Linked DNA regions of Homo sapiens: region 2 is linked to region 1. Evidence: chromatin contacts called from ENCODE Hi-C or POLR2A ChIA-PET data. All regions are on one chromosome and are shown on one strand. The core of a region is the stretch at or near the end of the contact, and the rest is flanking DNA. Distances in the headings are between cores, read along the strand shown.

Region 1 (7,017 bases), core at 2,444-4,943:
CAACCACAGAAAATGGTGGTATTGCAAAACCACCCAACTCTGCAAGCCACACCCAATCAGTCATCAACTTCTGGTGATTATATCTGCTAAATATTTCTCGTATCTGTATTTTTCTCCCCATTTCTACCATCTTTGGGTAGTTCAAGGATTATTAAACTCTTTCTGTAAAGGGCCAGATAATAAATATTTGAGGCCTTGTGGGCCAGAGCTTTGCTGCAACTGCTCAACTATGCCATAGCTGTGCAAGAGCATCTATAGACAATGAGCAAACAAACAGGCAGCAACTGTGCCCTATTTGATGTTTTATCCCCAGACCTTGGCCCAGACAGCATATGTAGGAGGTGCTCCATGAAAATTGACCTAAACTGTGAACAATTGTTACCTAGTGGTGATTAGTGAAGACTTTATATACCTTTATATCATTTAGAGGTATTTTTCATGAGCAAATTTCTTTTTTAATCAGAAAAAATAGATCTACATTAATGTTTAAATTAACATAGAAATAAATTAAGGTAAAATATGCATTTTAAGGCACAGAACTGGATTCGTATTAAAGGTACTGGTAGACAAAATAAGTTGAAATTAATAACCTATCTATATCAGACAGAAAGAAGTGCTACAAATATGAAAACATCTAGTAAATGCAATCATGAAGCAACAACTTCCTGTATCCTACCTTCAAGTTATCTTCAATCACTGTAAGTTAGATCAACGGGTATTTAGGTTTTCACTTGATATGCCCAGAATCTTGAGTAGAGTTCCTACTTAGTAACTTACAGAAAAAGCTCTATAAACATCAAATAATGACAAATCAAAAAAAGTCAAACTCATAGAAGCAGAGATTGTAATGATAGTTGCTAGAGGCAGGAGGTAGGAAAAACAGGAAGGTATTAGTCAAAGGGTATGAAGTTTCAGTTACACAAGATGAATAAGTCCTAGAGATCTACTGGACAGCGTAGTACCTATAGTTTGCTATACTGTATTGCATGCTTAAAAATTTGCTAAGAGTATAGATCTGAATAAATAAGAGAGTGGGAGGAAACTTTGGAGGTGATCGGCTTTTATGACATAGATTGTGGTAATGGTGTCCTGGTGGTGGTATGTGCTTATCTTCACCCTCAAACTGTGTACATTAATTATGCACAGCTCTTTGCATTTTAAAAAAATAAAGAATTCTAACCACCCAACAAAAAAAATCCAATGAAATGAAGTAAAATAAAATTGAAGTGTTTGCCCTCCAGGGCAAAAGCTATTATTGAATAGTTTACCTTCAGGACACTAATACTGCTACTCCTTCCAAATAACCCAGGATTATCCCTTACAGTCTGTCCACACTGGTAGGAAAATAGAAGTACTTATTCTGGAAGCTTGATTGTACTCCCACCAAATCATTTGTATACAATGAGATGTTTTTATTCCAGTAGGATGAGCCACTTTCTAACTCTATTTCTCTTCTTTCCCTGGTTCTTTTGATCCTGCTCATTGTTTTCATCTTCTCATTATTCTTAGTTAATTGATTTTCCAATCTGTTTTTCCTAGAAACACATTTAAGAGGCGTTTACACCAATTCGGAGCATTTAATGGTTCCCTCCCAGACCACACCCAAAACCACTACCACCCCATAAAATGTTGCTTCCATTACCTTCTCACCATTCAGGCTATTTCTCAGCTTTGTCACTTATTCTGTTTTGGTCTTTCACTCTAGGCGAATCTCTGTTTTTCATCTCGTTCACATGTACATAGATTTTCCCCTGACTTCTTGGCCTCTTCAAATGGACAACTCACTAAGAAGTCGGCCTCGCCTTTGTCTCCTTCCTAAGATGCTGCTTCTTGGATTAACCCCCTTGATTCCACACACAACAACCTATGGTCAAGAAATATCCTGGGCTTAGGCCAGAGTTCTCAGTAGGAACCCATTTTGCCCCACAGGAACCTTGATTCCCTCTGGTCTAAGAGAAATGATAAGATCATTTGGAGAAATCAGTCTTCTAAGATGTTACTAAATTATGTCATCTGGGTTCAAATATATCCTCAGAGAGCATGTTTATCACTGAATGACTACTGTAACTCAAAACACTCAGAACTCAGGATTTAGTCCAGCTGCAGTGGCTCTCACCTGTAATCCCAGCACTTTGGGAGGCTGAGGAAGAAGAAACACTTCAGGCCAGGGGTTCGAGGCCAGCCTGAGCAAAATACTGGGACTCCACCTCTATAAAAAACAATATTTAAAAAATCAACACTCAGGATTTTAACTTGATAAAAGATCTCACGTACTTTTAGGATTTAAGTGAATAAAAAACAAGGAAGAGAATTCAGTGCCTCTCAAGCCCAATTCAGAGGGACCTATCTCATTCCAGGTTCAACTTGGGAATTGGATTTTGATTGGGGTTAGGCCTGTGTGTTTGATCTTTTTTAAAGAAATCAAACTGGCCTTGGAACGTAGCAGAGATTGAGTTTTTTTCTCTTAGGAAGACCCATGAATCCTTCCAATCATTTTGTAATCCAACATGTAAGTTGGTTAGTATTTATTGAGTACGTGTTTGTTACGTGTTATCGTTCCAGATTGTTCCACTATCATGCCTGATAAACACAACATAGTAAGAAGCTGGGCCAGACTGGACAAACTTTACCCCCCAGTGATGCAATCCATGAGCTAGGGAGAGGACAGGAGGAACTCAAAGACAAAACTTCAATGTGCTCTTGGATAATAAAAGCACCTAAGAAGGCCTCTCGGGGAGATGCTCAAATCCTCATGAGCTGTCCTGGTCTAAATTGCCTTTGCCAGCTCCCTCAGCCCCAACCCTTCCATCTGTCTGAGCTGGAGGTGGTCTTGGATTCTGCTCTACAAGGAGCTGTAGGGAAAATAAAATAGAGATGGTTAACAACACTTGAATGTTCAACACACAACCCCTTTTTAAGAAATAGTTCAAAATCCGGGGCCTTCCAGCTGGGCTGAGTACAGCTGTTGTACCCTGAGTCCATGCCATCCCTTTGAAACAAAAAACAAAGCAGCAGTAATAAAAATAAAATTTGTACTTAAAAAAAATGTTGGTCCCTTCCCACTCATGTTTATGTATAAACCAAACACCAGCAAAACAAACTGGTGGTTAAACTGGCATTTTAGTTATGAGCCATTGCATTAACTAAACAAGCTATGGGACACCCACAGGCATCTCTTATTTTTATGGTGCCGCATGGCAGAAAGGCCCAGGTAGGTGTCCAGGTACCCTACGGCTCACAGAGAGGCCTGGACCTTCACTATGTCCACAGAAATTCATCTTCGTAAAAATCATAAGAAAATTTAGAAGCTTCAGGAGGAGAAACCCCTCCTAAGCTCAGCTTCCTAACTTTTTTGGAGAGAAAAAGAAACTCCAAAACATGACTTTATGACAAGATTGAAGCTATTTTAAACTGCTGGTTCCCACTCTGATCACCTAACTCAGTTAATTCTCTCTCTTACAAGAGATATGAATGGATCGATGCCTATCTGAAAACCTGTTCTTTCTCAAGCTGCCTTTGTTTTTGCAGGCTGCTGGATGAGGGGATTTCCTAACTGACTTAGGAAAATGTAGCTCAAACTGATGAAACCATGTTCTACTTATTATTAGACCCAGAGTGCTAGAGAGAAAGTGTGACAACCAACAGCTGTCCACAGCTGGCCTTTGAAAAACAGCTTCTTGAAATTAAATGCAGCAGCTGCAAGCGCCTGGCCAGCAGCATTCTGGGAAGTCACCTGTGTCAAGGCAGAGACAAGAAGAGCCGAAAAGATGAGTGCTCAGGGGAAGTGAATCGTGGTTTTGACTGGCGTAACCAGTCCCATTTGGGTTAAGAAGTCAATGGAAAAATGATCCTTCCTCAGTTACTTTTATTTTGTTTTTGTTAAAATTTCTTTTGGAAAAATTAAACATCTGGACCTCTTTATGGAAATTGTTGTTATGGTCTCCGGAAAAAAAAATACTTTTTTTTTTTTTTCACAGAGTTTGAATCAATTTGGCCAGGGAAGGCCTGGGGACATAGAAAGCCCCAACACAGGATGATTGCTTCTCTAGCCTTCAAAGATTCTGAAAATAAACCTTCTGCGGAGTACATTCTGGGTCATTGGACTAACAAAGCAATTGTTCCAGTCTTGAGAGGCAAGATTTAACAGTTGTCTCTAACAGGAAGGCTCGGTTGTACCCAGCAAAGATACGAGCCCCTCTTCCCTAGACAGGAAAATTCCCTCTTTGGTTTGAAGTTGGTTGTTTGTGTTGCTAAGTTGCTGGCATAATATTTTTTTTCCTGCAGTTGATGTTTCATATTTGAGAATGGGAGAAGAAAACAATATATTTGTGCATTTTTCAATCAATATCTTTCTTTAGTGAAGTACATTTGGTAAAGGAGATGTCTTTAGGGAGGATTTTGTAACCTCTCACTACCATTATTGTTGGGAAAAGGTTGTGGGAGGAAGTGGCTTTTTTTTACCCTCTATGTGTGCTATACTCTTTCATCCTGAGTTCTGAGTTTAAGGAAAAGGAGACACCTTTTTAAACCCTTCTAATGGGAAGTGCAGCATCTTCTTTAATCCAGGCAGATGTTCTTGATTCCTACCAGATCTGAAGTCCCCACCACTCTTGCAGGCTGATTTTGGAGCTCATTTTGTGAACTGAGGTCATCATTCCTCAACCCTGACCTACAGGGAAGCTGTCATAAGGAAGATCCGTGAAGACAGGAGATGTGTTCCTGCTTCTTCATTCTCCCACTCCAGTGCTTTATGCACAGTAAATACTCAATAAAGCTTAATCTAAAACACACAAGTTTAACTCACTTTGGGTAATCACATGCACAGAACTTTTTCCATGGAATCTTATCATTTCATTTTTGTTTTTTCAACTCATCCCTGAAACAAATGGCTGGAACTCCAAACACGTGTATTTTTCCTCTCGAAAGTTCCCCATCAGTCAATTTGAAATCATATAGATTTACAAAAGGCTTAATACCATCTATGAATGAAAGTTCTTATTTGCCTATGATCTTTCTATTCAGTTTCATTTTTTAAAATGTTCTGTTTGTAAGTGTATCCTATTGAAATGCCAATATTCCTGGGGAAAATGTCATGTTAATAGTATCAATAGTCACCCTGGAAGTGGAGATTGGTTGAAAGATGGTTAAGAGCAAGTCACTATGGGAAGGAACACAGTGGGGGTAACAACAGAAATGGAACAGCAGGGAGGGGCCCCAGTGCAAGGGAACAGGGAGAAGGCCACTTGAAGGGGAAACAGGATGGTTTCTAAATCCCAGTTTCATATCATTTACACTTTACATAATTGACAGCTGTGCTAGAAGTCAGTCCTGCTCTTACCCACAGGGGATACATAAGGAACACTTTGAACTCCTCAGAAGGAAAGATTTTTAGTAAATACAAAATATGATTATCATTACATCTGCTTCCTAGAATAGAAGAGGGACTTTCTATCCAGGTGTCTGTTATCCCTTGGTGTCTCTTGAGTTAAGGGGACTCACTTATAATTCCATGTTTGTTTTGAGAGATTATAGAAGGGTAGCATTGAGAGAAGACGGCAGAAGGTAAAACAAAGAATATGGCAGCAGACGCAGAAGGATATAAGCAGTTTATACATTTCAAATCGTTCACCCTCAAGAGACTGGGGAGAACAAGAAGGCTGTCTTAGTTCAGATTCTTCCGGAAGCAGATCCTGAGACAGGGATTTAAGTATAAGTTGTTTACTGGGGAGGTGATTCCAAGAAGTACCACTGGGGGAATGGGAAGACAACAGGAAGCCCAGAAAGCCACAATAGTTTATCACTGTGAGCAACCGACAGTCAATCCTGCTGAGTAACTCTGGAGAGGGTAGAATAGGCCTCCAAGTCATTCCACATGAGGAAGGATATCCATCCTCCAGTGCTCACCCTGCCTGCCCAAGGGCTGCTCCCACAGACATTCACTCCCTGACATTTCTGGCCTGCCCTACTTGTGGAACGAGAGGCAGAGAGTCACAGGTGCTTGAAGGAGGTGCATAGTGGAACAGTGAATGTTGTTGAGATGTGGCAAGAGGTAGGGGGTGTATGAAAATCCAGAGCCAATTGGATTGACCACAGAGGTCATGAGAAGGCCATGTAGGCATCCACAGCATCATATACAAAGTCCTAACCAATAAGTGCTCCATGTCAGTATAGGGTCTTCCAATTTGTGTTCCAATGTTCCTACTTTTCCCTCTCCTTGAGACTCTCCTCTACATTCTTGGCTTCACCCAACACTGCAATAATGACTCCCAAATCGGCTCCTTTTGTCTGTACTTCTCTGCTGAATCCTTGTTCCATCTTTCTATCGGCTTAGTGAGCATCTCCATCTGGATAAGAGCATCTCAAACTCAGCACGCCTCAAACTCTCTTCTCTCAAAAACCCATTTCTTCTTTTGTCCTTTCTAACTCAATCAATGGCATCACCATCCATCTATTCACTCAAGAAATTTTGAAGTCATCTTGATTCTTCACTGTCTTGTTCCCTTCAATCCAGTCATCAACTCCCGGACAGCCTATCTCCTAAATATCTTTTAATTCACCCTACTCTTTCCAGCTTTTCTCTCACTGTGATTTTTTGTCATCATCATTTGTCACCTAAACTACCATGACATCCTCCTAACCGGCCCCCATCTCCATTTTCTATCTCTCTGCAATCTCTTCATCCTGAGTATCCTTTACACTACTACCAAAAAATAATTTAAGAACCCTGAACTGATTACCTTTATCTTTGTTTAAATTATTCAATGAGTTTTCTTTGCCTTCAGGACAAAGCCCAAACTTCTTAATAATTATGGAAGGCTGCCCAGGCACAGTGACTCACACCTGTAGCACCAGCACTTGGGAGACTGAGGTAGAAGGATCCTTTGAGCCCAGGAGTTCAAGACCGGCTTGGGCAACATAGCGAAACCCTGTCTCTACAAAAAATTAAAAAATTAGCCAAGTGTGGTTGTACATGACTGTAGTCCCAGCTACTCGGGAGGCAGAGGCGGGAGGATCAAT
Region 2 (7,355 bases), core at 3,270-5,769, 38 kb before region 1:
ACTGATTTTGAGTAATAATAAAACTCCCATCTCCCACACAGCCAGCTCTGCATGAGTTACTCTTTTTCCACTGCAATTCCCCTGTCTTGGTAAATCAGCTCTGTCTAGGCAGCAGGCAAAGTGAACCCATGGGGCAGTTACAAATTTTACAAACACATCACAGTAGTTTTACCACCCCTTCCTGTCTCCCTTTTCCCCCAGCCATCCATACCTATGAACAAGCCACTTTCTCAGGTGTATCAAGGTAGAACAGGTAAAGAAATATTGCCTTAGAGGTTAAGAAGCCGCCGAAAAATTCTAAGATACTTGCAAGCATGAGTGTGTCTTCAAGTAGGGTTGGATACATGGCCAGATTTGTATTTTAGAAAACATCTCTGCTCGTTAGGGAGGGAGAAAGTAGATTGGTGCTCTTGACTAAATGTTTGTGTCTTAAAACTAATATGTTGATATCCTAACCTCCGAAGTCATGGTATTGAGAGGTACAGCTTTTGAGAGGTGATTAAGTCATGAGGGTGAAGCCCTCATTAATGGGATTAGTGCTCTTACAAAAAATAATAATAAACCACAAAGAACTCCTTTGTCCCTTCTGTCACATGAGGACATAGCAAAAAGATGAAAAGACAGCCATCTATGAACCAAGAAGTAAGCCCTCACCAGATAACAAATCTGCTGGCATCTGTATCACAGATTTGCAGCCTCTAGAACTGTGAAAAAATTAATTTCTGTTGTTTATAAGCTACCGAGTATATGGCACTTTGTTACAGCAGCCCCAAAGGACTACAACATTCCGTGCGTTAAGACGCTAGTGCAATAATTACCCCAAATGAGAGATGATGAGGCCTGTATTAAGGTGGTGGCTGTAGGGATGAAAAAGAGGGCCAAATTGCCCAGACATTTCCAAGGTGATATTAAATCTAAGAGTAAGAAAAAGGAGATAAGGAAGATCCTGAGGCTCTAGCTTGGGCAGGAGGAACTCTGTTCTGGGTTCTCCTTGGGGTCCTCTCAGTCAGTGCTGCTGCCCCACCTCCTGAACCCAAGAATCCCCGACTCCTCCTGTAACACTCCGGCCAAAAGAGATAGCCAGCTTCTGAATTTCCCCTGCATACCAATACTTAAAAGTTTTGAAATTCTTTCTAAAATGACTTTTGCCAGACAGTTTGCAGCTCATCCACAAAAATCTATATCGGCAATATTCACTTGGATGCCCCTGGCTAAATCACCTTACCAGTGACTTTGAGACACTGTAGATCTCTTAAACCACATATGTAGAGATTTAAATAACCATCTTACAACATGAAAGAGAGATCTGATGTACAATTTTGTGCCTAGTAAGTCAGTCAAATTATTACTGGCTCTAATTATCACCCCCATAGCTGCTAAATTCTTTACCTGCAGCAGAGTAGAACTCCAGAGGTGAGAAATTCTTTCCTCCCTTTGAAAATGCCAAGGAAAAAACCCAAAGGAGTGACTTCCAATACGAACCTTAGAAATCAAATCAAACCTACACTGTACACAAAGACAGGACAGGCAGAGGGAAAAGCACAGCAAACGTGGAAAATAACTTGGAAAAGATTAATCTTTTAACTCTGTGAATGCTTTAATAGGAACTAAAGCTTTACCTACATGGGACAAATGACCCTAATTCTCCCTCCTAGTGTGTTTGTATTTCTATAAGAAGTTCAATTTTTTTTCTATTTTGTGAGAATTTACAGCATCTGTCTAGAATCCAGGCAGAGAATAATATAATAGATGATCAAAGTGTGAAAACTGACACCCTGGAGAATTCTCTGTGGGGGAAAGTGATGATGTCGTAGGTTGTGTGGGAACAAATTTCCCTTGGCTGCTGTGCCTACCATCACGACAGACATAAAGCAGAATCCCCACGTGGACTACCAAAGCCATCTGAGCCACATGAGATGCAGGTCAGCATGTGTCAACTTCATAACTGGGTTTAAAATTAGGTTTACAGTTAGGTAATTTCTTCTTCTAACTTTTGCAGTAGGAGAATAAGCCCTTAAATCCACTGATATGCCATGTAACTAAATTTATCCTAATGATCCAGGGTTTCTTTTATACTTATGTTCCAGGGATTCAAATCCAGAACTGTAATAATTAACCAAAGTAATTGTATATTCTTACTTCCATATCTCAAGACTGAATAGAAATAGAACTGAGTTCATGATGTTGAGATATAGATGTAACAAAGCATGATGGACATTCTGTCCTGGCTGCATGTTAATGACAGCGATGGAGAACTGCAACCCACTTAAAGAGACACAAAAGAGAGCTGGGACATGGGTTAAGAAGTCATAGAACCTGATTCCACCTTTTACTCCCTACATGGCCTTGGGGAAGTTACCAAAGCCTTCAAAAGTTCACTTTCTTCATTTGTCACAGTTAAGGTACCAGAATTTACTTTATGTGGGTTTGAGAGAGAATAAAATCCAATAATCCATGTGAAAGCCGTAGTTTCTGGGCTGTGGTCTGTGCCCAGGATTACTTACCATGACTGTATCGGTCAGGGTGCTGGCAGGAAACAGAAGGTCAATTTGAGGAAGTTCTAATCAAGGGACTTTTTACCAAGGCAATAGAGCAGGGTGTAGGGAACGCTTGGTGGATAGTGCAGAACCCTGGGGCTCGTAATGACCACCCTGTTATAACCCCTCAGCCTGGAGGAAGCTAAAGAGGGAAGACTGGGCGGAAAAGGCTGTTTAACAGGACCTACAATTCCTCCCAAGAAAGATACCTGACAACAAACACCCCAACCTCACTCTCCCCTTTCCTTCCAGTCTCCTCCGGGTGCATTTTATTAGCCAACACAGTTGAAGACCAGAGAATACAAAAGCTCTTCCTCATAGTCTATGTAGTTCAGCCTCTTGGGCTTCAGACCAGTGTGAAGAAGGGTGGAAGAGCATATAGAAGATATTAGCACGATACAGATTTTTGAGGCTATAATGTTAAATAACCAAGCTCAGTCATTTACTGAGTGCCTAAGATAGTGTCCAGCACAGGATGTGTACTCAAGGAATGTATTTTTATTTTTAGCTATTTTTTATTTTGTTATTTTATTTTAGATTCAGGGGCTACAAGGTGCTGGTTTGTTACATGGAGATATTGTCTTATGGTGACGTTTGGGCTTCTGGTGAACCCATCACCCAAATAGTGAATATTGTACCCAACAGGTAATTTTCTAACCCTCACCTCCCTCCCATCTTTCCCTTTTTGGGGGGCCCCAGTATCTATTTTTTCCATCTTTATGACCATTTGTACCATTGTTTAGCTCCCACCTACAGGTGAGAATATGTAATATTTGATTTTCTGTTTCTCAGTTAGTTCACTTAGGTTCAATGGCCTCAGCTCCATCCATGTTGCTGCAAAGGATGTGATTTCACTCTTTTTTTATGGCTGATAGTATTGCATGGTGTATACATACCACATTTTCTTTATCCAGTCCACCACTGATGAACACTTAGGTTGATTCTTTGACTTTGCTATGGTGAATAGTGCTGCAATAAACATACGAATGCAGGTGTCTTTTTTTCTCTGAGAAATATGGGATTATGGGCCCGGCACGGTGGCTCATGCCTGTAATCCCAGCACTTTGGGAGGCCGAGGCAGGCGGATCACAAAGTCAGGAGATCAAGACCATCCTGGCTAACACGGTAAAACCCCTTCTCTACTAAAAAAAAAAATACAAAAAATTAGCCAGGCGCGGTGGTGGGCGCCTGTAGTCCCAGCTACTCGGGAGGCTGAGGCAGGAGAATGGTGCGAACCCGGGAGGCGGAACTTGCAGTGAGCCGACATCGCGCCACTGCACTCTAGCCTGGGTGACAGAGCGAGACTCTGTCTCAAAAAAAAAAAAAAAAAAAAAAAAATATATATATATATATATGGGATTATGTAAATGCAGGTATCTTTTGGTAAAACAATTTCTTTTCCTTTGGGCAGATACCTAGTAGTGGGATTGCTGGGCGAATGGCAGTTCTATTTTTAATTCTTTGGGTAATCTCCTTAGTGTTTTTCTCAGGGGTTGAACTACTTCACATTCCCACCAACAGTATATAAACGTTCCCTTTTCTCTGAATCTTCACCAACATCAGTTATTTTTTGACTTTTTAATAATAGCCATTCTGACTGGTGTGAGATGGTATCTCACTGTAGTTTTAATTTGCAAAAAAAATATTTTTAATGGATATATAAATTACCTTATTAGTCAGATTCCAGTTCCTTTATGGATATTCTGCCTTTTCCAGAATACGTATGACAAGTAAATCATTCATGGGGTCAAGCCATCGTAGGGTATGTAGAATCAGGAAGCAAAGTATTTTCAGACGGGGCTGTACAGAGAGGCAGAGGATGAATTCCTCCCCTGCCCCAACACACACACACACACACACACACACACAGCTGACAGTGTTGACAAAGCCTGGGTTATGTTTTCAGGCTCTCGAGCCATAACATGCATAGATGAAGAGTCATCATGGTTACAACATCTGAGCAAGCGACTGAAAATCCAAGCCTACGCACTCAGCTCACATTTTCCTTTGTGAGAACATGAAGGGAGAAGTTGCTGCTGACTTCAGAGTCAATGCTGACAGACGATTTCACATGAAAAAACAACACCCATGTAATACTATAGCTCAGTTTGGGGGCTGCTGGAGTTGACACATCATTCAAGGGATAAACAAGTCTGCTAGCTGTCATACCATTTGGCACAGCGAGGGACTTGAGCCAGTTAAAAACAAAGCCCTGCACAAAGAGGCCTAGGCTTACTTGGAGATTTATTTGAATTCTACATGTACATTAGTCCATGATTTAAATCGTTTTGTAAAGTTGTGTCATAGAATGCAACTTTGGGAACAGGGAGAGGATGGAGATGAATATGAAGCATGCTACAAATGATTTTACAAATAGACCATCCTGGTAATGTGTAGCACAAACCGCTGGAATTCAGGGGTGGGGAATTGTCCCTGTCACTTTAACCAACTGCTCATATCACCAAAGCTATCCAAAAATCTGCATGGGAAGAACTCTTGCTAAATTTTAGGAGGAGAAAAATTGAAATGGAAAAGAAAACTTTAGATGTTATCATCTATGAATCATGCACCATAATCAATCAATATAATCTCTGCAAGCAAATGGCTACTAAGGAAGGAATCATATTTTCGAATGTCCTCAACCTCTATGCTTTAATGATAACCAAAAAATTTTCAACATTGTGCTATTTAACAGCATAACGACTATTGGATTTGGATTGTTAAGGCTCTCTTGTTCTAATATTTTTTAATCTATCGCCTGGATCTCTTGTGACTGCATACTCTTTGAAAGGAGGAGGAGGAAAACAAATACTTTCAATATTTGCCTTCATAGTCTCCCTTTACTGGTCACCTTCACATTCATCTAAAGTACTTCCTCAGAAAACTCCTAAAAGAAAAATAACAATTTCCCACTAATATTACAAAAAAAAGATACTTTTTGTAAGTAAATTTTCAATTTTAGAAGAGTTTTAGGTTTACAGAAAAGCTGCTCAGAGAGTACAGTGGGTTCCCTTCTACCCTGGAGCCAGTTTCCTTGTGTTAAGCTCATATGGGTGACACATTTACAACTGATGAACCAATGTTGATGCATTATTATTAACTGAAATCCAAACTTTATTTGGATTTCAAGACTTACTCTATTAAAAGAACTTTGCCCACTGGAAACAGAGCACTGTAACTCTGGGGAGGTGGGGGAATAAATATTTACCTTAACGGGTATGGATTTTGACCTCAACTGCTCATTTTATCTGACCATAGCATTTTTCTACCAATTCAAAACATCACAGGGACAGTAGACCAAAGGACAGAGCACCAGTCTGGAGAAACGTGTTCATGGAGAAGTATGTCTCAGCCTTAATCCTGTTCTGCCTTAGAAAAACGACTCAACTTTTCTTTGATCCTAAGTTCTATTTCCTACAAAATAAAGAAATCAAATTATTAATAGGTGATTTCTGAAACTCTTTACAGCTTGAAATTCTATGATTCTAGAATATCTGAAAACATCTTAATGTTTATGTGGCAAAGGTTTAAATATAAGGTTAGAAGATTGTAATTCTGGCTTTTTTTTTTTTTTTTTTTGAGTCTCACTCTGTCACCAGGCTGGAGTGCAGTGGTGCAACCTCGACTCACTTCAATCTCTGCCTCCCAGGTTCAAGCGATTCTTCTGCCTCAGCCTCCCCAGGTAGCTGGGATAACAGGCACGCACCACCACACCTGGCTAATTATTTTGTATTTTAATAAAGACAAGGTTTCACCATGTTGGCCAGGATGGTCTCGATCACCTGACGGCTTGCTCCGCCCGCCTCGGCCTCCCAAAGAGCTGGGATTACAGCCGGGGGGGTTCTCAATATTCAAATTTGCCTAGAGGAAGTTAATAATACAAAAATGTCTGTTAAGAAGTATCACGTACACAAATGTTTTCACTTAAAGAATGTGGGCCAGGTGCGGTGGTTCACACCTGTAACCTAGCACTTCGGGAGGCTGAGGCGGGTGGATCACTTGAGGTCAGGAGTTCGAGACCAGCCTGGGCAACATGGTGAAACCCTGTCTCTACTAAAATACAAAACTTAGCTGGGCGTGGTGGTGCACGCCTGTAGTCCCAGCTACTCAGGAGGCTGAGGCACGAGAATTACTTGAACCCGGGAGGCAGAGGCTACTGTCAGCTGAGATAGCGCCACTGCACTCCAGCCTGGGCGACAGAGTGAGACCTTGTCTCAAAAAAAAACAGAATATGGCTAAAATTTACAAAATTTACAATATAAGTAATAGCACAGGGATAGTCATTCAATATTGACTTTAACATTGTCCCATTCTCTTATAGTCTTCTAAAGACTTCTTATGCCATTTCATTTCTTCTCATAAGTAACCCAGAATAAAATCTAATGTTGATATTTTGTATCCTTTTCTTTAAAGAAGAAAAATAGACTACAAATTCTAGTAAACAAGTTAGTGTAGATTATTCAGCATTGATAAAAATGTGCTAAAGCATCACATCAGAATTTTACCTACAATATAAAAGTCAAGTTTTTATGCCTGACTATAGACAAAGTACCAACATCTTATTGACTCAAGAGTGAAGAACTTTTATAAAGGTAAGGCATATTCAGCATGTACAAAATGTCTTAACACCCAGCAGATGACATCATTACAAAACTAGGAAACTTGAAGGCAAAACAGAAGAAACAACATTTTCACTAACTTAAAGAAAATGTTATATTCAGTTTTCATAAAAAATTTAATGAGCATGTTTATGAAAGTAGAGGTCATACAGGAAGAACATGATGTCGCTGTCCAAAAAAAAGGAGCTTGTGACAGTTG

Evidence for each region. Hi-C counts contacts between places; a loop is a spot of excess contacts on that map. ChIA-PET counts read pairs that join two places held with the same protein, here RNA polymerase II (POLR2A). Pooled maps may share reads with other maps.
Region 2: a loop to region 1 is called in a map with no recorded cell type, with 7 times the contacts of the local background. The contact joins two enhancer-like sites. A Hi-C loop is called at or near these places in 2 of 168 maps with a recorded cell type or tissue (PC-3 and chondrocyte), 7 of 37 single-sample maps with no recorded cell type and 5 of 50 pooled maps. POLR2A ChIA-PET finds 5 or more read pairs at or near these places in 5 of 52 experiments (AG04449, AG04450, K562 and 2 more).

Annotation. Positions count from the first base shown.
Region 1 is chr12:27,858,632-27,865,648 of GRCh38, reverse strand. No RefSeq gene overlaps it. Among named protein-coding and RNA genes, the nearest start is that of MANSC4, 82 kb to the right of the region's middle. Within about 2 kb of position 3,693, at least 5 of the 41 ENCODE cell types and tissues checked have a DNase peak (open chromatin) inside an H3K27ac peak, as active enhancers do.
Region 2 is chr12:27,896,620-27,903,974 of GRCh38, reverse strand. No RefSeq gene overlaps it. Among named protein-coding and RNA genes, the nearest start is that of PTHLH, 72 kb to the left of the region's middle. RefSeq lists an enhancer at 2,651-2,700. Within about 2 kb of position 4,519, at least 3 of the 41 ENCODE cell types and tissues checked have a DNase peak (open chromatin) inside an H3K27ac peak, as active enhancers do.